Regions from separate parts of the Homo sapiens genome. Here region 1 is linked to region 2. The links are chromatin loops, found by intact Hi-C in ENCODE. Cell type or tissue: PC-9. All regions are shown on one strand. Each heading gives the region's core, and the rest is flanking DNA. Links, peaks and the distances in the headings are about the cores only. Region 1 overlaps ENAH (ENAH actin regulator). Region 2 overlaps ENAH (ENAH actin regulator).

What was found. A loop is a pair of places that touch in the nucleus more often than their neighbours do. Peaks named below come from ENCODE experiments on the same cell type or tissue, not always from the same donor. Only the 100,000 strongest peaks of a DNase experiment are listed, where the experiment ranks them.
Region 1: it touches region 2 in a loop (2.6-fold over the local background); 8 of 110 quality-filtered maps call a loop at or near these places.

The regions. Positions count from the first base shown.
Region 1 is chr1:225,486,949-225,497,268 of GRCh38, reverse strand. ENAH (ENAH actin regulator) reads left to right here. Exons shown (of 14, transcript NM_018212.6): 14 at 1-10,320. Among named protein-coding and RNA genes, the nearest start is that of LINC02765, 24 kb to the right of the region's middle. In PC-9, for the core only: no CTCF peak of the experiment used is centred there; no DNase peak of the experiment used is centred there.
Region 2 is chr1:225,549,830-225,560,149 of GRCh38, reverse strand. ENAH (ENAH actin regulator) reads left to right here. Exons shown (of 14, transcript NM_018212.6): 3 at 5,067-5,244. Among named protein-coding and RNA genes, the nearest start is that of LINC02765, 87 kb to the right of the region's middle. In PC-9, for the core only: CTCF peaks have their summits at 5,554 and 5,755 (motif pointing left); no DNase peak of the experiment used is centred there; H3K27ac peaks cover 392 bases.

The sequences.
Region 1 (10,320 bases), core at 1,023-9,022, 63 kb after region 2:
GTAAGTTAAGATCATAATATGTGGAACAAATGGAATTGTAAGTGCTTTCAAAGGGTAATATTTATAAGAAAGTGTCCGAAAAATGTTTCTTCAGCTTGAGAAATTTTAGAATGATAGGAAGTTTCTCGAGTTAGCCTTCATGCAATTTTGTAGATTAAAACATAAAATTTGTCCAGAACTTAAAGATTTAGATGCCTTCCTAAATTGTTACAATGCTTTACCAAATCTATGACTTCTACATAACACAAACCAGTGGTCAAATGTAAACACTATATTGTAGATTTACTGTAGGTTTTCAACCTTTTTTAGATTTATGCATGTGGACATTTTTATAATGTAATTACAATCACCACAAGGTTAGCTTTTTTAATTGCAGACAGTAATGCATGTCACACTAATATGTAGTGGCCTTTTCAAGGCCTAGTCCCAGGGAAAACATTTTGTAGAGTATAGGGGAGTGGGAGGAAGGGGAGGAATAATTTTTTATTTAAAGTTGATTTCTGCACTATCTTTTTCTCAGTTACCTGCATGAATAAATAATGAGAAATATTTTGTGACTTTAATTGGTAAATATGTTACAAAACCAAGTACTTAATCTTTTACATCATGTCTTCAGCTATTTGTATTTTAACCAGTAATTTCAATGGTCTGAAACATGATTCTGAGCTTCACATAATATCTTAACTGTGGAACTCAAAAGTTTGATCACTGAATTTGGCAGTTATTATTACCTAGGTACCCCCGCTGTTACACAGGTGTTTAGATACGTGTTCCTGAATGAAGCTGCTTTTGAATTTTGTTATGTTGAAATGCAAGAAATAACAATGATGGCAGCAATTAAGGTCACAGAAATCATTAGGTAAAGGAAAACCAATGAGGAGTTCTGCAGTTTTCTTTTAATAAGTAAAGTGAGACTTGGGTGGTGGGAAGAAGGAAGGTGGGAAGAAGGAATTAGACACTCTGCCTGCCACTCTGCGTGTGTGTGCTCTCGCGCACGTGCTGTCTATATGGAAGCCACTCCCTTTTCTTTCCTTTGAAACTGGTAAGGTTAAAATAGGGGAGAAATCCTACATGTTGGAATGATAGCTTTTTGGAAAATTTAAGAAACTCTCCAGGCTCTCCATCTTGATTTATGCTTGAGTTGTTATGTGCCATATTTGCTTTGAACTCTGATTATCAGAAGTTTTACTAAAACTTTGAAATAATTCACTTTCATCTGCTTTCTAGATTTTGTACATCTCAGTCCATAAAGCAAAGCTTGTTGATAGTGTAGTTTTCTAAACGCTGCAAATTTGCAGCCTTTACCACTACAAAGAAGTTTGGATGAGGGATTTTTTTTTTCTTTGTCAAAATAGTTCCTGTTTCTGTAGAAATTTCATTTTTAGATTAAACTGTGATGGATGAGCTATCATAATTCAAGTATACATTTCTTTTTTCTATCAGATATTCATTGTCATGCAGTAGTAGTAAAAACATCAAAGATGCAGCAAGCTTATTAAGTATTATTTTCTAAAAGAAATAGGAGGCATTTTCATCTTTATTATTGTACTTTTGGTTATGCAAACACTTTGATAATATAAACAGTTATGTCCCCTATAAATCTGGTCAGCAACCTCTTTTGATTTTGTTGGGTAAGTTAAATAGTCTGTAGTAGGTAGAGTACTGGGTACAAGTGGTCCAAACTAAGATAAGAGACTAAAATAAAATGCTAAATCTTAAAAGAAACTGGGTTTATGCACTAAACGTTTTGTGCCTTGGTCTAATATTAACATGATGTATGTGTAAACTGACAAAAAAAAAAAAAAAAAAAAACCAGTGTTGAATCATGCTATATTTCCCATCATCCCAGATTGCTAAATGTTCTTTCCAAGAAGTCTGAATGAATTATTATATACATTTGCTATCATACATGACAGTTGTGTCATTATTAGAGATTTCAGTAATTAAAATGGGAAACAGAAGCCTAAGTTATTTACCTTATCAAAACCACGTTCCTTGGAACCACATTATTATGATGGTTTTTGTGCTCTTGTACGTTGGATGTCTTAAGCTGAGTACAGTTTAGGGGATCCTTTCTAATGACAGGAAGGCACTGCTTTCCTCAACACTGTGATCTGACCTGTGACAAGTCTGTACTATCCACTATGTAAATGGCTCACAAGTCAATTGCAAACAAACTGAATGTACAAATCTTAGTGCTGGTGCTGAAATCTCTTCAGAATAGTCATCATGATTTAAAAGTTTGTTTAAAAATTTGCAAGCATCAAGTGTCAATCAAAACTGAAGATGAAACACTAATGAATGTTGAATTCTCATGCTTTTAGGTGTACTTCCTTTTTAGAATTTTCAGTTTTCTGCTATTTTTACCGTAACTATTTCGTTTAAATTTGTTTCATTTAAGTTTCCTACACGCTAACTTCGTTTGTGCGATTGAAATAAAATTGCAGTATATATATGTTGCTTGTTTGTGACACTTAGATAATCTTCTGAAATAATTTGTTTTAAAGTAAGTTATATTGGATGTGAAAAACACCTTTTAAAGTCCAAGACTTTACTACTTAAAAGTTTACATGTCACGTCACTATTCTTTACAGATTTCATAGAAGTCGTGAATACTAAGTAATGTATACAAAAGAAATATGTGATGATGTGTCTACTTTTTGTTTGAAATAACTGTTGGGTGTTCCCTCTTCTTATTTTCTCTCTGCCCACCTTGACACAGTAACTTCCTCTTATAGTCAAGATGATGATTAAGTGTTTAATTTTTATTCCATTTTGTTCTGCAACACGTTCAGGTACTTAAAACTCATTCATGCAGTTAGAATTATCCTTTATGTAGTTTGCATGGTAAAGGACATTGTGTGGTAAAGGGCATTATTGAGTAATGAATTTTAAGTATAGCAAAATATGTATAGTGTTTATACATGATGCTGATTTCTTAAAACCTACATATAAGCAGTAGTACTTTTTCTCTATTATAAAGTATTAATTTTGAGTTCCATTTTATAATTCTGATGTCTTCATTAGAAATACAAAAATACAATCCTTGTATTTTTTCTTTGACCAGACCCAAATTTTCCCCTTCCCCCCTCCATTCTCCTCTCCACTTCTCGTGGACCGCGTGTTCCCAATATTCATTAACATTTGCAGCCATTACAGAGTTACAGTTGTAAAATTTTCAGCTGTTTTTTTTTTTTTTTTTTTGCTCTAGCCTGTCTCATGTTCTTGCTTCTCTTCATATGTAAGTCAGTATTTTTGTCTACAAATTAAAAGTCACTTGTCATTCAAAAATGAGTTAAGTAACATGATAATCTTTTAAATTTACCTAGCTACAACTTTTATGTCTCTTGTAAATTTATATATACTTTCAGTGCCATTGTGAAGAATTGGCCTTTTAATTCTAAGTAGTATTACCCTATGAAGCACAGTGTGCAAAGGTATGCTACAAGGTCTCTTTAATTCCTGTGTGGCCATTATAATTTTATAACACCATTACCCTTTAAATTCTACCGATTATAAGCAGCGTAAAAGTAACTATATAAAGCAAACATCGCAAAGGAACTCTGCAGGAGCTCTTAATTCCTTTATGTAGCTATCATAAAATTCACTTTCCTGAAGACATTTACTCTCATTCACTTCCAAACTCCAAACCTTTTTCTGGTAGCACCACTTTTGTTTTTAATAGAAAGATGAGTTCATATCTGTACATCTCTCCAAAGCTCTAAGGAATGAGAAAAGGATCCTAGTATATTGAAATTACTGATGTTTAATACCTCTGCCTTTTCACTAAAAGCCATTTAATATTTTTAAAGTCAAAACTTGACATACAGGTATTTATAAGGAATCTCCATGACTCTGAAGGAATGAAATTGATGTAGGTAGCTTTGGCTATGTAAAGACATAGTAGAGGACAATTACTTAAAGAAGAGTTTTCTTTTGAGGATTTGTAGATTTGACTAAGCAGCTGAAGTCAGTAACCCCTCAAGAAAGTCCGTTTATAGAAGCCAAGAACTGTTGGAGGTCTGTGATGCAGGTTTTTCTGTTCCCAACATCAAAAGCTGTGGATTATTTGGTGTGTTCCCCTTTATGTTATCTCTCGATAATTTTTGAGACATCAAGATTTTTTAAAATATCAATACTGGAAAGATGAAACCTTCAAATTAAAACCTAAAATTGATTAGAAAGAAAAGTAAAATATTAATGCAGTAAATTTAGGATGGTTACAGATACTCACCATCAACATAAATAAATGGAGTTCTAGGATAAATTATTTGTGGAATACTAATGGTCAAGTCACATAAGAGTAAAATCTTTTGGTGAGGAGACACATTTGACAACTGCTAAAGAATTAACTAAATTTGTCTTTCTAAATAGTTTTCTTTATAAAGTAACAGAAACATTGTAAAAGGATAAATGACTGTCATAATGACTTAGGATGTTGTAAGAATGTCTGCCACATTTATTGGTTATTTCTGTTGAAATCTGAAGGAATCGATACATCTGAAAATTGAGAAAGGGAAATAGGACTGTCCCCGTTACAGATACTCTGTGATGCACACAACCTTCTAAACGGAAGTGTTAGTATCATTTAAAGCACATAGTAGGCCTTGAGTATTTGCAGATTAACATGCAGAAAAAATCAAAGATGAAGCCCCAATTAAGTGTTTGAACCAAAGAATCACAGTCACTGAGCTGCACCCCCGTTCTGTGAAGCATGTTAAATACTCATAAAGAGCAGAGAGCAGGGCCCGTAGACGCTTCTGGTGTAGGACACAGGAATTCTAGGCAGAGGGAGAAAATTAGGGGCCCCAGTTGGTGGCTGAGAGTAAAAAGAATATACCATTTGAGTAGTGCTGTTCTTTTTCCTCAGTTTTTAAAGACATATAATTCCTAGTAGTTAGGACATCTAAATAGCTCGGTAAACTGGTCAGAGGCGGGAGGATTGCTTGAGGCCAGAAGTTTTGAGATCAGCCTGGGTAACAGGGAGACTCATTTCTACAAAAAAATTTAAAAATTTAGGCCAGGCATGGTGGTGCACACCTGTAATCCCAGCTACTCAGGAGACTGAAGCGGGAGGATCACCTGAGCCCAGGGAGGACGCGGCTGCAGTGAGCCGTTATCATGCCACTGTACTCCAGCCTGGGTGACAGAGCGAGAACCTGTCTCTAAAAAAAAAAAAAAAAAATTCTAAGAGAATATAGCTTTTCATAGAAATTATTAGAAAAGCTTACATATTTCATTAGAGAGCCCAGTTTGTTAGACTACATTTATTCCGTAAAAGTTCTATATACAAATGACAACCCATAGTTTATCATGTAAATCTGATTTAACTGTTCCCTTCAATTCCAAGAAAGATTTCTTCAGCAGTAGATGACAATTCTAAAAGCATAAAGAAATAACTAATAAAGGAGATGGATGATGTTATAGGTTGGTTTGGTTGGGTTTTAGTAAATAGTTATTCTTCTAAGAAGGCTTAGAAAATCGAGAATTGAATAGTTGGTACTTTGAATTCCATAGGAAAAAGCACTCAGAAGAAAAAGTCTACATTGGCTAGTGTTTAGATTGAGAGTTAATTTTCCCATCAAGTCCAAAAGTTTCCATCCAAGTCTATAGAAACTGAGAGAAAAGGTTCTTGGCTTACACTTAAAATACACATTGTTGCAACCATATAAGAGAGATACATTACAGAACGCTTTTAAAAATTTGGTCTCTTAAGCGCCTAACAGTCCATGCTTTAGTCACATCTGTGAAACCTCTTTTCTTTTTTTCTTTTTCTTTTATTTTTTTTTTTAAAGATTAAAGGCATTTTAAAAATAAATGTTTCATGGCCGGGCATGGTGGCTCACGCCTGTAATCCCAGCACTTTGGGAGGCTGAGGTGGGCAGATCACCTGAGGTCAGGAGTTTGAGACCAGCCTGGCCAACATGATGAAACCCCATCTCTACTAAAAATACAAAAAAATTGGCTGGGCATAGTGGTGGGCACCTGTAATCCCAGCTCTTCGGGAGGCTGAGACAGAAGAGTCGCTTGAATCCAGGAGGTGGAGGTTGCAGTGAGCTAAGACCGCGCCACTGTACTCCAGCCTGGGCGACAGAGCGAGATTCCATCTCTAAATAAATAAATGTTTTTCAACGTGTTTTATGTGAGAAATACCAGCTTTTCATTATTACTACCAGTTGATCTCAGGTGTCACTTGGTTGGTTCTGCTGACCGAGGCACTGGGCATTTTAAATATGGAGTTTCCCTCCACCCATTGATCAAGTCTGAGGTTTGTCCATCCTTGGTGGCAGGCTAGCTTAACCATGGATTCACAAACCCCATTTGATTGTCGTAAGTCATAAGGCCACCCCAGTGCCAGTGGTTGGGCATCACAGTGAGTCTGAGGTGATGAATTTGAGTTAGCTGTAGGCTAGTTCCGCAACTCAGCAATAGCCCATGGATGGTTGGTAAAAGACGTTGACTTTGCCACTTAAATTTCCAGGAGAAGAATAGCTTATAGTTTATCTGAGGAAAGTAATTGGGAAGGCTTAGATATTGAGAAGAAAGCCCTGTTAAAATCTAGGTAGCATTTCCTTTCTTCTTTATTACTAGAGGGATGGGAGGTTCAGGCCTGAGTCAGGACTTTACAATTTGGTGTCCTTCCCAGAGGTACTTTGGGCTTGATCATTTTAAGTTTCAATTGCAAAAAAAAATTTTTGACGGAGTGTTGCTCTGTCACTCAGGTTGGAGTGCAGTGGTGCGATCTCGGCTCACTGCAACTTCCCCCCCCTGGGTTCAAAGGGATTTTCCTGCCTCAGCCTCCCAAGTAGCTGGGACTACAGGCGCGTGCCACCATGCCCGACTAATTTTTGTATTTTTAGTAGAGATGGGGTTTCACCATGTTGCCCAGGCTGGTCTTGAACTCCTGAGCTCAGGTGATCTGCCCGCCTCGGCCTTCAATTGCAGAAGTTTTTGAAGGGAGAATATTTGATCCTCACATAAAATGTCCTTGTTTCTGAAAGAAAACATGGTAAAAATTGTTATTGAGTCCATGTCTTTGCCACCTTGTTGGACTTGATTTCCCTTTCTCTGTGTTCCTCCCGCCCTCAGTCTCTCTCAGTCTGTCCTTTTTTGTGTGTGGAGTTGTGGGCAGGTCATTGGACTGGGACTGACTTTACCAGTTTTCAGGCTGTGGGGCTAGTCAGTCATTCTCTCTGAGCCTTCTACCTCTAAAGTTGAGTTCTTTTTTTAAATTCTTTTTGTTTTGTTTTTATTTTTTCCTTGCCACTATACAAGCAAGGATAGATAAAGCTTTTTATTATTATTGTTATTATTATTATTTCGAGACAGTCTCGCTCTGTCATCCAGGCTGGAGTGCAGTGGTGTGATTTCAGCTCACTGCAACCTCTGCCTCCCGGGTTCAAGCGATTCTCCTACCTCAGCCTCCTTAGTAGCTGGGACTACAGGCATGCGCCACCACACCCGGCTAATTTTTGTATTTTTAGTAGAGACAGGGTTTCACCGTATTGGCCAGGCTGGTCTCGAACTCCTGACCTCAGGTGATCCACCCACCTTGGCCTCCCAAAGTGTTGGGATTACAGGCATAAGCGACCGTGCCCATCCCCGATAAAGTTGAGTTCTGAATTTCCTCTTTCACTGTATTCTCGGCAGCTACTGGTTGGTTTATTCTTTTTTTTTAATCTTTTTTGGTTTATTCTTCTTTTGATCTTTGAAGAGAAGGAGAAAAAAGATCTGAGTTTGGCTCTCCCATCTTAAGTGCAGCTTTTAGTTGTTTTATAGTCATAGACGCTATTGCACTGGACAGCATGCATCCTGGATGTAAACAATGCGGAAAAATCAATGGAGTGACCATCTTGGGGTCAGTGGTGTTGCATAAAGCACCAGTGGTGTGCTGTTCTGTGTCAGTTTCCTCTGCGCCACGTGCTTTCACAGTTTGAATTACCAGCATCTCTGTGGTGGCTTCAGTACATTCTCCATTGTGCTTCAACCTGGAAGCACATTCTGCCGTTCAGAAAGACTGATTCCAATCATGTAATGGGACCACACGAGATCCATGCTCCAATTATATGAATAGCAGAAGGTCCATTTGACTCTTGTAGTTCAAGAGCTGTTTCTAAGTAAACAGACTTTCCAGAGCTCGATGAAGTGAAGAAGCCCTTCTTTCAATTCCTGGGCAGAATTCAGTGGTTTTCATATCATCTGAACCTGCTGTGCTGCTGTTTATTCTATCACTGTCAGCCTTGAAAGGAAAAAAGGAATAATCTTACCCTCCTGCCCTTCTTATTTTATATCTTCCATCTTATCCATCTATATCCATGTAGTCATTCCTTCCGAGTTCCCTGGTTTTAATCCAAAAGACTCTGTTTAACAGCAATGTCTTGGCAGACCAGGTGCCGCTTCCGTGCCATTTGAGGGCTCTGAGTCTTTGCTTCGTCTTAGGAAGATAAAGATAATTTGGCAGAAAGTCAGAGATGGAAATAGCAGTTTGGGATGATAAAAGATGGGTCCTGTTTTGCTGACATTCTTTTACTTTGGTTCTTGGTGCGTGTCCTTTGGGATTCATTTCTTGCTAGCATGAATAGGACATGCTTTTCGTTAGGTGCTTTTCTTTTTTGGAGAACATGAAGTGTTTCTAACAAAACTGAATGAGCTAGAAAGAATTCTATTTTGAGACATCTGTAGTTGATGCAAAGTATTTCTGTAATCCTCAATGACAGTACTTACATATTTGCATAGAATTTTTTTTTTAATTTTTGAGGAAACCTCTCTGGAGTCTGTATTTATAGGAGCATCCTGAAAGTCCCTATTATGTAGCTGGTGGGAGCGAGAGAGGGACAGCCACACTCGTGCTGTGAGCAGAGCACAACTTCAGGCAGAGTGAATGCCTTCTGAGTTCTCATTGGAAGCTTTCTGTTGCTCAGCCTCTGGCAGATTTCAGAACCTTCTACTTAAGCCAGGTGTGGTGGTGCGTGCTCCTAGGCACAGCGACTCGGGGGGCTGAGGCAGAAGGATCACTTGAGCCCAAAGTTGGAGGCCAGCCTGGGCAACATAGCGAGGCCTGTCTCCTTAAAAAATAAATAAATAAATAATAAATAAATAAATAAATAAAAACCTTGTCCTTGACTATTGTGCTGTCTGCTGCCCCTTTGTAGGGATGGGGTTGGGGTCAGAATAAGCATGTGCATGAATGGCGGAAAGCTTTGGTGGTGTTTGTTTGTTTGTTTGTTTTTTGAGAGGTGGGGGAGTCAGCAGTGAACCTTTCTGGTTAAAGAACAACGTACATAATTTCTATTATGAGATTTAGAAGGTTAAATACTTTTTTTTTTCAGGCCTACCAAGTTGATAGACCAAAAGTATATAGTAGAACAGCACAGTAGAAAAAATTTAAAAGTGAATTTCTTATGGTCCAAAAGGATGGATAGTCACAGTCCATAACCTTTCATAATATATGCTGGAATTGGAATCTCTTGTCATCTTGCTTTGCTCTGAATTTTAGAACTAGAAGTGTGCATGTATGTCAAAAGATTATGCAGAGCTATTTTCTTTGCTAACAATGTAAACATTTGCACCCCATGAATGGGACTTTATAATCTGGAAGTGAGCCTAAGGTTGCGTATACTGAAGTCATGTTTTAAAAGTTAAGGTTGACTTAAACATATACAAGGCTGTATTTTAATTGTAACTAGAAATCATTTACTATGCATACAGAACCTCATGTATCTTATCATGGAATTTGTGAATTAATGGGCCTTGCCGAATTCAAGGGTAAGGGAAACTGGTAACAACTTGTTTTAAATCAACATACTATAAGCTCCTGCTTGCTTGACTCAAGTTGTTTGAAAATCTGAATTAAACAGGATCTCATTGTCAGGAAACATCTTCTAAGCTTGACATCTACGTTTAAGAAGGGAACGTGGAAGAGAAGGTGAGACATGAAACTAAAACAGCTGGGAGGGTAGGATCAGACTGCACCTGATTTTTGGACCAAAGTTTCATATAGGAATAAATAAAAAGGAGGACCACTTGTGAGCCAACCTAGGAAGGACTTGCCAGAAAGTAGCAGCTCCTGCTGCAAAATACAGTGCCTTCAAAATGATTCTCTGTGTGAATTGCATGCAATTTCATGTAACCATAAAGTGTAACCTGTATGTGCATGACATGTGTCTAGAATGTGTAAAGTTAGGATTCAGCAGGAAGGGGCCTGGCCCTGTCACTGTGGTGGATCAGTGGACCTGCTGAAGTCACTGGACTCATGTGACTTAGGTTTGCAGCATCAGACCCCTGTGTTTGCATTAAGTGGCCACATCGTTGAAATCGGAT
Region 2 (10,320 bases), core at 1,044-9,043:
GTAAACAGAGTGCTACCCATCCCAAATTGAGGAAGTCCCAATGGGGATGTCCTGGTAGTGTGGGAAGGCTGGCTATGGTGCTGCTGAACAGCCACTTTGACTCGGTGTCTCCTTTGGCCAAGTTACAGAGCAGACTTTCTGGGCTAGTCCTGCTTCCCCACTTTGGCTGTTCTCAGGGATATTTCTCCCTTCTGGCACTCCCAATGCTTCCCATGGTTTGAGATGACAGATGAGTCTTTTGCCGTGAACCCAGGATGGTGGAGAAGTTTGTTGTTTACCTTGATCTCACTTTTTCCAGTGTAGAAGGCGTGAGTTGGGGGAGATTTTCTGCGTGCTTGGTGCCAACAGGCTGTGGGGAGGGCCATTGTGGATATGGAGGTCTGATTCTCTTACTGTCTGCTGAGAGCTTTTTTATTTCTCTGTGTCTCCAGGAACTGTCTCCTACTCCTATTTGAGTTGTGGGATATTGCTGGTGCTGTATACTTGATTTTGTTTTGTTGGGGTGCAGGGAGAGTAGGGAACTATTAGGTTGGTGCAAAAGTAATGGTGGTTTTTGCCATAGCTTGCTTCTGCGCTGCCATTTTGGAACCAGATATTTCACAGTTCCTCTTGTTCTGGTTACAAATTTATGAGTCACAGCAGGAGACTTTAACTTACTTCTGTTAGTAACTGATGGAACAGGCAGTCAGAAAAAAAGGTCTGTAAGAATGTATAGAAGGTTTGAACAATACAATTACCTCCCTAGCCTAATTGACATATATACCACATACCTTTGAAATGTACGTCACAATTTCAAAATTGTATATATGCTTGGCCCTAAAGAAAGTGTCAACAAATTTCAAAGGATTAAAATCATACAAAGTGTATGGTCACAGCAGAATTAATCTAGAAATAAGATAATAGAGAATCCCATAGGTGTAGGTGTTAAGAAATACCTTTCTGAATAGTCCATGAGTCCGAGAAGAAATCACGATGAAATAAGAAAAATTGGTTGAGCTGAATAATGATGAACATGCCACATATTAACACTAATAGAATGCAACTAAACTTGTGATTAAAATGAAATTTAGAGGCTAAAATGTTTATCTTGAAAAAGAAGTATTGTTGACTTTTCAGCCAGAACTCAGGATGCATCTCAAGAAATTAAATAATAGGCCATTAAAGCCATATAGAATATTAATAGAAAGAGGGTAACAATAAAGATAAGAGCAGAAACAGGCCAGGCGCAGTGGCTTACGCCTGTAATCCCAGCACTTTGGGAGGCCGAGGTGGGCAGATCACGAGGTCAGGAGATCAAGACCTTCCTGGCTAACATGGTGAAACTCTGTCTCTACTAAAAATACAAAAAATTAGCCGGGTGTGTTGGCGGGCGCCTGTAGTCCCAGCTACTCGGGAGGCTGAGGCAGGAGAATGGCGTGAACCTGGGAGGCGGAGTTTGCAGTGAGCCGAGATCGCGCCACTGCACTCCAGCCTGGGCGACAGAGCGAGACTCCATCTCAAAAAAAAAAAAAAAAAAAAAAAAGGCAGAAATTAATGCAGTAGAAAGCAAACACACTAAGGAGGAGAGGTTTGTCTCTAAAGTCCTTGTGAGGGACAGCTCTTGAAAAAAAAAATGGTTTAACCATTATGAAGAAAGAAGGGACATCACTGTGAATCTTACAGACATTTAAGTGATTAAGGAGATATTTTGAGCTACTTTATTTTAGTAATTTTGAAAATGTAGATGTAGAAATTCCTACGAAAACACTTTAAAGAAATTAAGACTATCATTAAAAGAAGTAAAAGGAAGAAAACTTTGTTTAGCTGGCTCTACTGGTGGTGTTCTTTTCAACCAATCCTTTAAAGAACACCAGTATTACGTACTTTTTTCCAGAGAATACAAAAAGAGGATGCCTATCTTTTTGTCAACTCTACAGTGCCAATTCATTTTAAGTCCAGCATTACTTTGGTATCAAAACCTGGTATGAATACAATAGAGAGGAAATTACAGGTTAATCTCACTCATAAAAGTACATGTAAAAATTTCAAACAGAGCAATATCAAACAAAAATCTAGAGATTTATAAAAATTGATATATGAGGACCAAGATTGTTTATCCTAGGAATGTAAGGTTGGTTTAATACTAGAAAATCATCAGTGTAACTTACTGCATAAAAACAGAAAAACCAGTCACCTCAAGAGATGTTGGGGAGGACTTGATAAAATGCAGTATTCAATCATGATGGAAACCCTTAGCTGTCAAGTAGTAGGGTTTTTCCCCAGATAAAAGATATCAATAAAATTATTACATGAAAAGTCATTTATTTATTTATATATTTATTTATTTTTTGAGACAGAGTGTCACTCTGTTGCCCAGGCTGGAGTGCAGTGGCAGAGTCTCAGCTCACTGCAACCTCTGCTTCCTGGGTTCAAGTGATTCTTCTGCCTCAGCCTCCCAAGTAGCTGGGATTACAGGCACATGCCACCACGCCTGGCTAAGTTTTGTATTTTTAGTAGAGACGGGGTTTCACCATGTTGGCCAGGCTGGTCTTGAACTCCTGACGTCAAGTGATCCACCTGCCTTGGCCTCCCAAAGTGCTGGAATTACAGGCATGATCCACCTGCCTGGTGTGAAAGATCATACTTTTAACGGTTTAATTGAGAAAGCTTTCCTTCTAAAATCAGAAAATAAAGATACTTGTTATGAACACTTTTTTTCAGCATTGTATTGTTATTTCTAGCCAGTGTATGGAGATAAATACATTGTGAATGGATTGGAAAGGAAGAAATAAAGCTGTCCATTGCCGATCACATGATTGTGTATTTAGAGGAAAAAACCTTAATGTAAATTATTAGGAATATTAGAAGATTCTAATACTTAGAACTCGATTAATAATAGAAAATAATAAATCTAATGAAAGATCCTCAAGACCCCTATAAAGATACTTAAGAGCCTCCTCAGATTGATATGTTAGCTTTCATGCAACCTCAAAGTCCCCAAAATTTCTTTGGTAGAAACTGATAATCAGAATGTAAAACTAGCTGCACACAAAGGACTGAGAAGAGCCAAAGCAATTTTGAAGAATGAAACAGGAAGACACACTCTAATGGTCATCTAGATTTCGTATAAAGCTACAACAGTTAAGACATTGTAGAGTTGGCAAAAAGGCATATTGATCTGTAGGTGAAAATAGAGCCTTATAGACACTTGATTTATGTGCTGCAGGCAAACCTGCAGCACAGTGATAGTGCTGGATCATTTGGACAGCCATATTGAAACAAATAGCAAACTTGATCCCTACCTCACACCATAGGCACAGATCAATTCCAGTTGGATTGGGGATAGAAATATGAAAGGTAAAATAATAAAGCTTCTACAAGATAATATGGGACAATATTTTCATGACCTTGTGATTGAGAAACATTTGTTAAACAGGGCACTAAAGCAGTAACTATAAAGGAAAAGATTGCTAATTTGAACAGAATCAAAGTGAAGAACTTACATCCATCAAGACACCGTTAAGAGTGAAAAGGCGATTCATAGAATGGCATAAGATATATGCATCACAGATAACCAACAATGATATCATATCTAGAATATATAAAGGGCTTAGAAATCAAAGAAGAAAAAAGTTGACAACTCAGGAGAAAAATGGACAAGAGACTTAATTCAAGCAGATATTCACAAAAAGAGACATCTAGATACCTAATAAAAATCAGGGAAATGCAAACTAAAACTGCAGTGATAAAGCATTCATACCCACCAGAATTGCTAAAATAAAGACTGACAGTACCAGTTGTAATGTTGCATAGTATGTAGAAGTAGCACAAGCTCTTGTATACTCTTGTGGAAATGTAAATTACTAGAACCAATTTGGAAAGCTACTTGGAATTTTCTACTAGAGCTGAACATACACATGTCCTGTGATATTTCCACTCCTGGGTATATGCCCAACAAAAATGAATGCTTGTTTGTACCAAAAGACATGCAGTAGAAAGTTCATAACATCGCAATTTTTAATAGCCCAAACTGCAAATAATCCAATTGTTCATTAATGGGAGAATGGTTAAATAAATATGATTTATACAAACGACTACCATAGAGCAGTGAAAATGAACAAACCACAGCTGCATGCAACAAGTGGATGGCTCTTACAATTTTGAGGATAAGAGAGCAGATACGTTTAATACATGTTGTATAACTCCATTTATATAAAATCCAAAAACCTACAAAACTCGATTAATAATAGGAAATAAATCTAATGAAAGATACTTAAGACCCCTATATAGATACTCAAGACCCTCCTCAGAATGATATGTTAGTTTTTGGATTTCATATAAATGTAGTAATTTATGATGTTAGAAGTGTGGCTAGTACCTTTTGGGAGGTGGGAGGAGTTAAGAAGAGGGGCTTCTGGTGTTGCTGTTTGATTTCTTAATCAGGGTACTGACTTCATGTGAACATTCAGAGAGATACACTCTTAGGTTGTGTATACTTTTTTGTATTTGTAAAACTTCAGCAAACAAGTTAAAATATATTTAATGAGGAAAATTTTTTTTTGTTTTGCTGATTTACTTTTTTTTTTTTTGAGACAGAGTCTCGCTCTATCGCCCAGGCTGGAGTGCAGTGGTGTGATCTTGGCTCCCTGCTAACTCTGCCTCCTGGATTCACGCCATTTTCTTGCCTCAGCCTCCCGAGTAGCTGGGACTACAGGCACCCGCCACTGCGCCTGGCTAATTTTTTGTATTTTTAGTAGAGATGGGGTTTCACCGTGTTAGCCAGGATGGTCTCAATCTCCTGACCTCATGATCTGCCTGCCTCGAGCCCTCCCAAAGTGCTGGGATTACAGGCGTGAGCCACCGTGCCCGGCTGATTTACTGTTTTATGGCAGACCTTTGTAATCAGCGAAAAGCTTAACTTCTATCAGACTGATATTTGTGTAGATTTTACCCAGATAATTGTTTAAGCAATTTTTGCCAAGGTCTGTTAGGAACACATTTGAATGAATATATACAATCAGCATTTGTTGACATCCTTGATTTTGCCAATTATTGGTTTGACTTTATAAAGAATTATTATTTTTTAGGTCGTGATAAACTGTGCCATTCCTAAAGGGTTGAAGTACAATCAAGCTACACAGACCTTCCACCAGTGGCGAGATGCTAGACAGGTGTATGGTCTCAACTTTGGCAGCAAAGAGGATGCCAATGTCTTCGCAAGTGCCATGATGCATGCCTTAGAAGTGTTAAATTCACAGGAAACAGGTAAGGTGCCCATGGTTTATTTGTATTTTCTTTCTTTTTCCAGAGACAAAGCAAAACTGAAGATTTACTTGTATTCTTGAACTGAAGTGCCATGTGTATGTTAAAACAAATGTTTGTTAACTTTTAGATCTTGTATATATTTGAAGTAGTTTTTGAATTTTTATTTTCTATAGAAATGTGAACTTTTTATTGATGATAAATGTATAATCTAGAAAGATAATCCTGTGAGTTTAGTTCTTTTTAATTCTGTAACCCTTTTATTTGAAGTATTTAGATGGGTTTCATCCTGCTTTAGAAACACTTCCGTTGCAAGTACATGAAGCCCAGAGAATATGCAGTGGATAGGAATTATGCTTATTTATCATCTTTGTGTAAAGAAACACATGTTTTCTGAAAGACATTTTTCAAAGCATGGACTTGAAGTAGGACTGGGTCTCCTTCCCAGTAGGTAAAAATGTGATTCTCGGTTTTTTTAAAGATTTTAGGAGTGCCCTCAGGTGGTATCAGTCATGAATTGCATCTCCTCTGATAGTGCATATTGGTTAGAAATATATATAGAAATCACTTTTTAAAAAAATCTCAATTTTTAAAAACTGTACATATGTCAAGGATAAGCTCAGTTTTGTCTTGGTTTAAAAAATAGAAAAATGTACCAGTGTGTGGTTATTTCTTTGAAGAGAGAGATTTTATAATCAGGAAATAATTGTTATACATGAAAACACAAATATGATTACTCTTGCCTATATTGTATATTTAGTAATGATTTTAATGATATAAATGTACTGTAAACAATATATATTTTAAGAGGAAAGAGTTGCAGTCAGATGAAAATTTGATACTTTGTTGAAAGTGTAGAATATCAAAATCTGTTCAAAATCTGTTATAAATACATTAAACAATGTATATGTTGCCTTATACTAAAAAGGGTTGAAGCATCTAGCTGGTGTGTTAGTCTGTCAAATACTAATTTCAGAGCAAGAAGACATTTTGGGATCTTGCAGAAACTTAAAGTTGTTATGCCTTTAGATGTTTTGTATCAGATCTTCTTTTGAGGAAATTAATATCAATACATAACTTATACATAGGTTGCATATTTTGTCTAGTTTGAGAAAATAAACCACTAGAACTTGGCCTGGTGTGTCTCTAAGTCCAGAAAATAGCATAGGAAAGTCTGTATAGTCTTGTATGTAGGTCATTTCTCTAAGTCTCTGTACTTCTCTCCTAGGTGTCAGTATTTTATTGGCATGCTATCATAGGTATAGAATTGCTTTTCATTTACTGTAGTTTTACCATAGGGAAGAAGCTAGAATTGTGATTCTTTTTTTTTTTTTCTTAATATCTTGTTGGATAGGTCAGTTATGTGATAAATAATTAAGGTACCAAAGTTTGGAGAGTAGACATTTGACTATCCCGTGTTTTAGAACAAACTAGCATTATTTTTATTTCTAAACTTTCAAAAGTGTATCCGTTGATATTAGAAACTAAATGTTACTGATATTAGGAACTTATATTGGAAACTAAATGTTCCTTTTTTAAAAGTAGTTAAAATTTTATTATTCCTCTTGTCATTGACTTTTGATTTTTAGTTTTTAGCCAAATGGAAAGGATTGTTTCTCTCAATGAGTAGTCATATGGTTTGATTTCAAAATGCAAATTTATTTATTTATTTTTTGAGACGGAGCCTAGCTCTGTTGCCCAGGCTGGAGTGCAGTGACGCGATCTTGGCTCACTGCAACCTCTGCCTCCCGGGTTCGAGTGATTCTCCCTCCTTAGCCTCCCAGGTAGCTGGGATTACCGGTGCTCACCACCACACCCAGCTAATTTTTGTATTTTTAATAGAGATGGCGTTTCACCATATTGGCCAGGCTGGTCTCAAACTTCTGACCTCAAGTGATCTGCCCACCTCGGCCTCCCAAAGTGCTGGGATTACAGGCATGAGCCACCGTGCACAGCCTTTTTTTAAATCTTGATCTTTTCAAATTAATGAATCTTAATGTGGAGAGACTCAATTACATTCTCTATTGTAAGGTAATAAGCATTAAGAAACAATGTTCCACATTATAGAAAGTTTGGCAAATAGGAAAATCGGCCATCATTTTACAAGCTACACAAGCATTTTAGTGTGGGAAAAAGGCTTCTTGTTAGATGATTTTGATACTTTATTCTCAGTCACAATCTCAACCACTCATACTAGGGGCTGAGGAAAGAGAGATAATGGTGGAAGAAATGAGTCCATCACAGCTGCCTCCTGGTATTGTGGATCAGTCACTGGCAAGGAAGCTTTTAGTTCTGTAGTTTTTCATCATGGAAAAAAAACCATATAGAATGGCTAAGTTCTAAATAGTCTGATTTACTTAGAAAATGACTGTTTTCATAAATTACTGTAGTTAAATACTATTTCTTATTTTTGATGGCCTTAATTAGTGTGGAAGTAGAAGCATGGGAGAGAGTAAGATGTTAAGAATCAGGGCCGGGCACGGTGGCTCACGCCTGTAATCCCAGCACTTTGGGAGGCTGAGGCGGGTGGATCACGAGGTCAGGAGATTGAGACCATCCTGGCTAACATGGTGAAACCCTGTCTCTACTAAAAAATACAAAAAAATTAGCCGGGCGTGGTGGCGGGCGCCTGTAGTCCCAGCTACTCGGGAGGCTGAGGCAGGAGAATGGTGTGAACCCGGGAGGCGGAGCTTGCAGTGAGCTGAGATCGTGCCACTGCTCTCCAGCCTGGGCGACTGAGCAAGACTCTGTCTCAAAAAAAAAAAAAAAAAAAAGAATCAGGAGTGTTCTTGGGAATAGATATAATTTCTTACGCAGATTCTCCAGTGTAGAAAAGGTATGTACCCTACCCCAACATTATATGGGCCACCTCCCCTTTATCTAAACAAACATACCCAATAATGTCACCTCTCAGTTTGATCATACCCTGCCAAAAATCTTTGCTTTGGATTCACAGCCAATTGGCTGCTGAAATCATCTACTGTCTTTCTTCCAAAACCAAGTTGAAAAAGCTTAACTTACATCTCCCTTCCCTTTACAAACTGTAGCCTGATAAAACTGATGAGAAGCAGAACAAACTTATTGATAAAGCAACTACAAATATTAGTCTTGCCTGTTTCTTAATGTTTTACCACTTGTTAAAACATTTTTCCATATTAAACATTTCTGTTTGTATTTTTATTTATTAGGTGCTAATATCAATATTATCCACTGTTGTCATCGGCTAATCCTTCTCAGTGATTTTCAGACTTTAAAAAGTTATGGACATTTTTGTGCAAATGAGATCTTTGGTAGTTCAGTGTATAAATGGACAGAAAATATGGAGCTTCTCTGATTGATATAGGGTTCCGGATCCGCAACCACTGAGATGCCTCCATGGTTCTCTAGAACTGAATTTGAAAATTACTAGCTCACGTTTTGTGCTAAAACCAATAATCACATAATTTTCCTTTCCTCTTCTTCCGTGTCCCCTACGTCCTCAAATTTTTTAAATTTATAAAAAACAGCTTTCTGGGGGGCTAGTCATACCAACCTTTACAAGGTGCTCTGTGTGTTTGTGTGATATTTCCTTTTTTTAATGAAAATGGTGGGTGGCAGAAATGTTTTCCTTTATTTTGTTTTTAACTTGGTATGCAATTATCTAATATACTGGAAAGTACAGAAGGTGCTAAATACAGTGAGTTATATTTGGAAGTTAAAAAAACACAAATCACATGTTCTAACATTTTTGAAAAAGAGCTGAATTAGTGCTCTTCCTTTTATACCAAATGCTACAGTGTATTTTTTCCTTTCTCCATGGAAATGGATTCAATTTTAAATGGGTGTATTACCTAAAGTGATATTTTTGATTTCTCTATTATTTATCCAGTACATTTATAGATTTTTATAGGTAATAGTTATGGATTATATAAACTACAAAGTTAATTTTTGTGATAATTGGTGGAGGCAAATTTGCCCAACTTTTATTTTCTTAAAAGGTTTAAATCATTTGAAAATAGGAAATAATTTTTAAATCCAAAAAAAAGAAAATTATATGCATAACCAGTAAGATTATCCCACTGCTTTTGTTCTCAGCCAAGATGAAGCATGCCTTTTCAAAAAGAACACCCCAAAATAAGTATTTTACCATTATCTAAAAGACTACTTTTGCTGGGTTTTATTTTTTAATCTATTGAACATGAGAACATGGTCAAAAGTCATACCTTCCTTATGGTTGAAATTTTCTAGAGGTTTTATAATATTGAGATTTCATTTTTTAATGATAATTTGGCCTGACATACCTTCCAGTATGTACATTTGTATGAGTTTTATCACAGCATTTAAAAATCTCTTTATGTTTGGAATTAATAGGATTAAAAAAATCTCAGTAGTTTCTAGAAATACTTTATAGTGACAGTTTTGTTTTTTAGTCTTCCAGATTGTTGATATTAATGCAAACAATATTAAGCTTATATCACAAAAATATTTTCAGTAAAGCGTATTTTTTATAAACTGTGTTAGGCACTGGGAATAATACAAAAATGATAAATAAAGCCTGTCCCTTGCCTGATGTCACAGTCGGGCTACAGCTGCCAGAAACAAGGCCAGCAAAATTAGGATACAGCTTGCGAATGTAGTGTGAAGAAAGGCCTTCGGAATACCAAAGAAAATTCTAGGGTCAGGGAAAGCTTTGAAGAGAAGGTGATGTTTCAGCTATGTTTGAAGAATGGGGAGGGCTCATCAGTGATAGAACATTCTAGATAGGTTTGGAAGCATGAGAGCATGGAGCAATTGGGAAATAACAAATATGCCATGATGTGGCTTGGACATGAGAATTTATGTGGTGGGGGTCAGGAGCAGGGCATCCCAAGAGATAAGGTTGGGAAGGGCCTAGTGCTGACGAGTGTGCATGTTATCATGGAGGTGGTGAAGAGTCATTGAAGGATGCTAAATAAAGGATTGATATGATCAAGTTTGTGCTTTAGGACAAGTGTGGTGAGCATGCAAGTTTACAAGCATGAAGATCAATTCAGGACACTGTTGTAATAATACCGGTGAGAAAGATGAGGCCTGAACTGACAAAGTAGAGAGAGGAGAGGA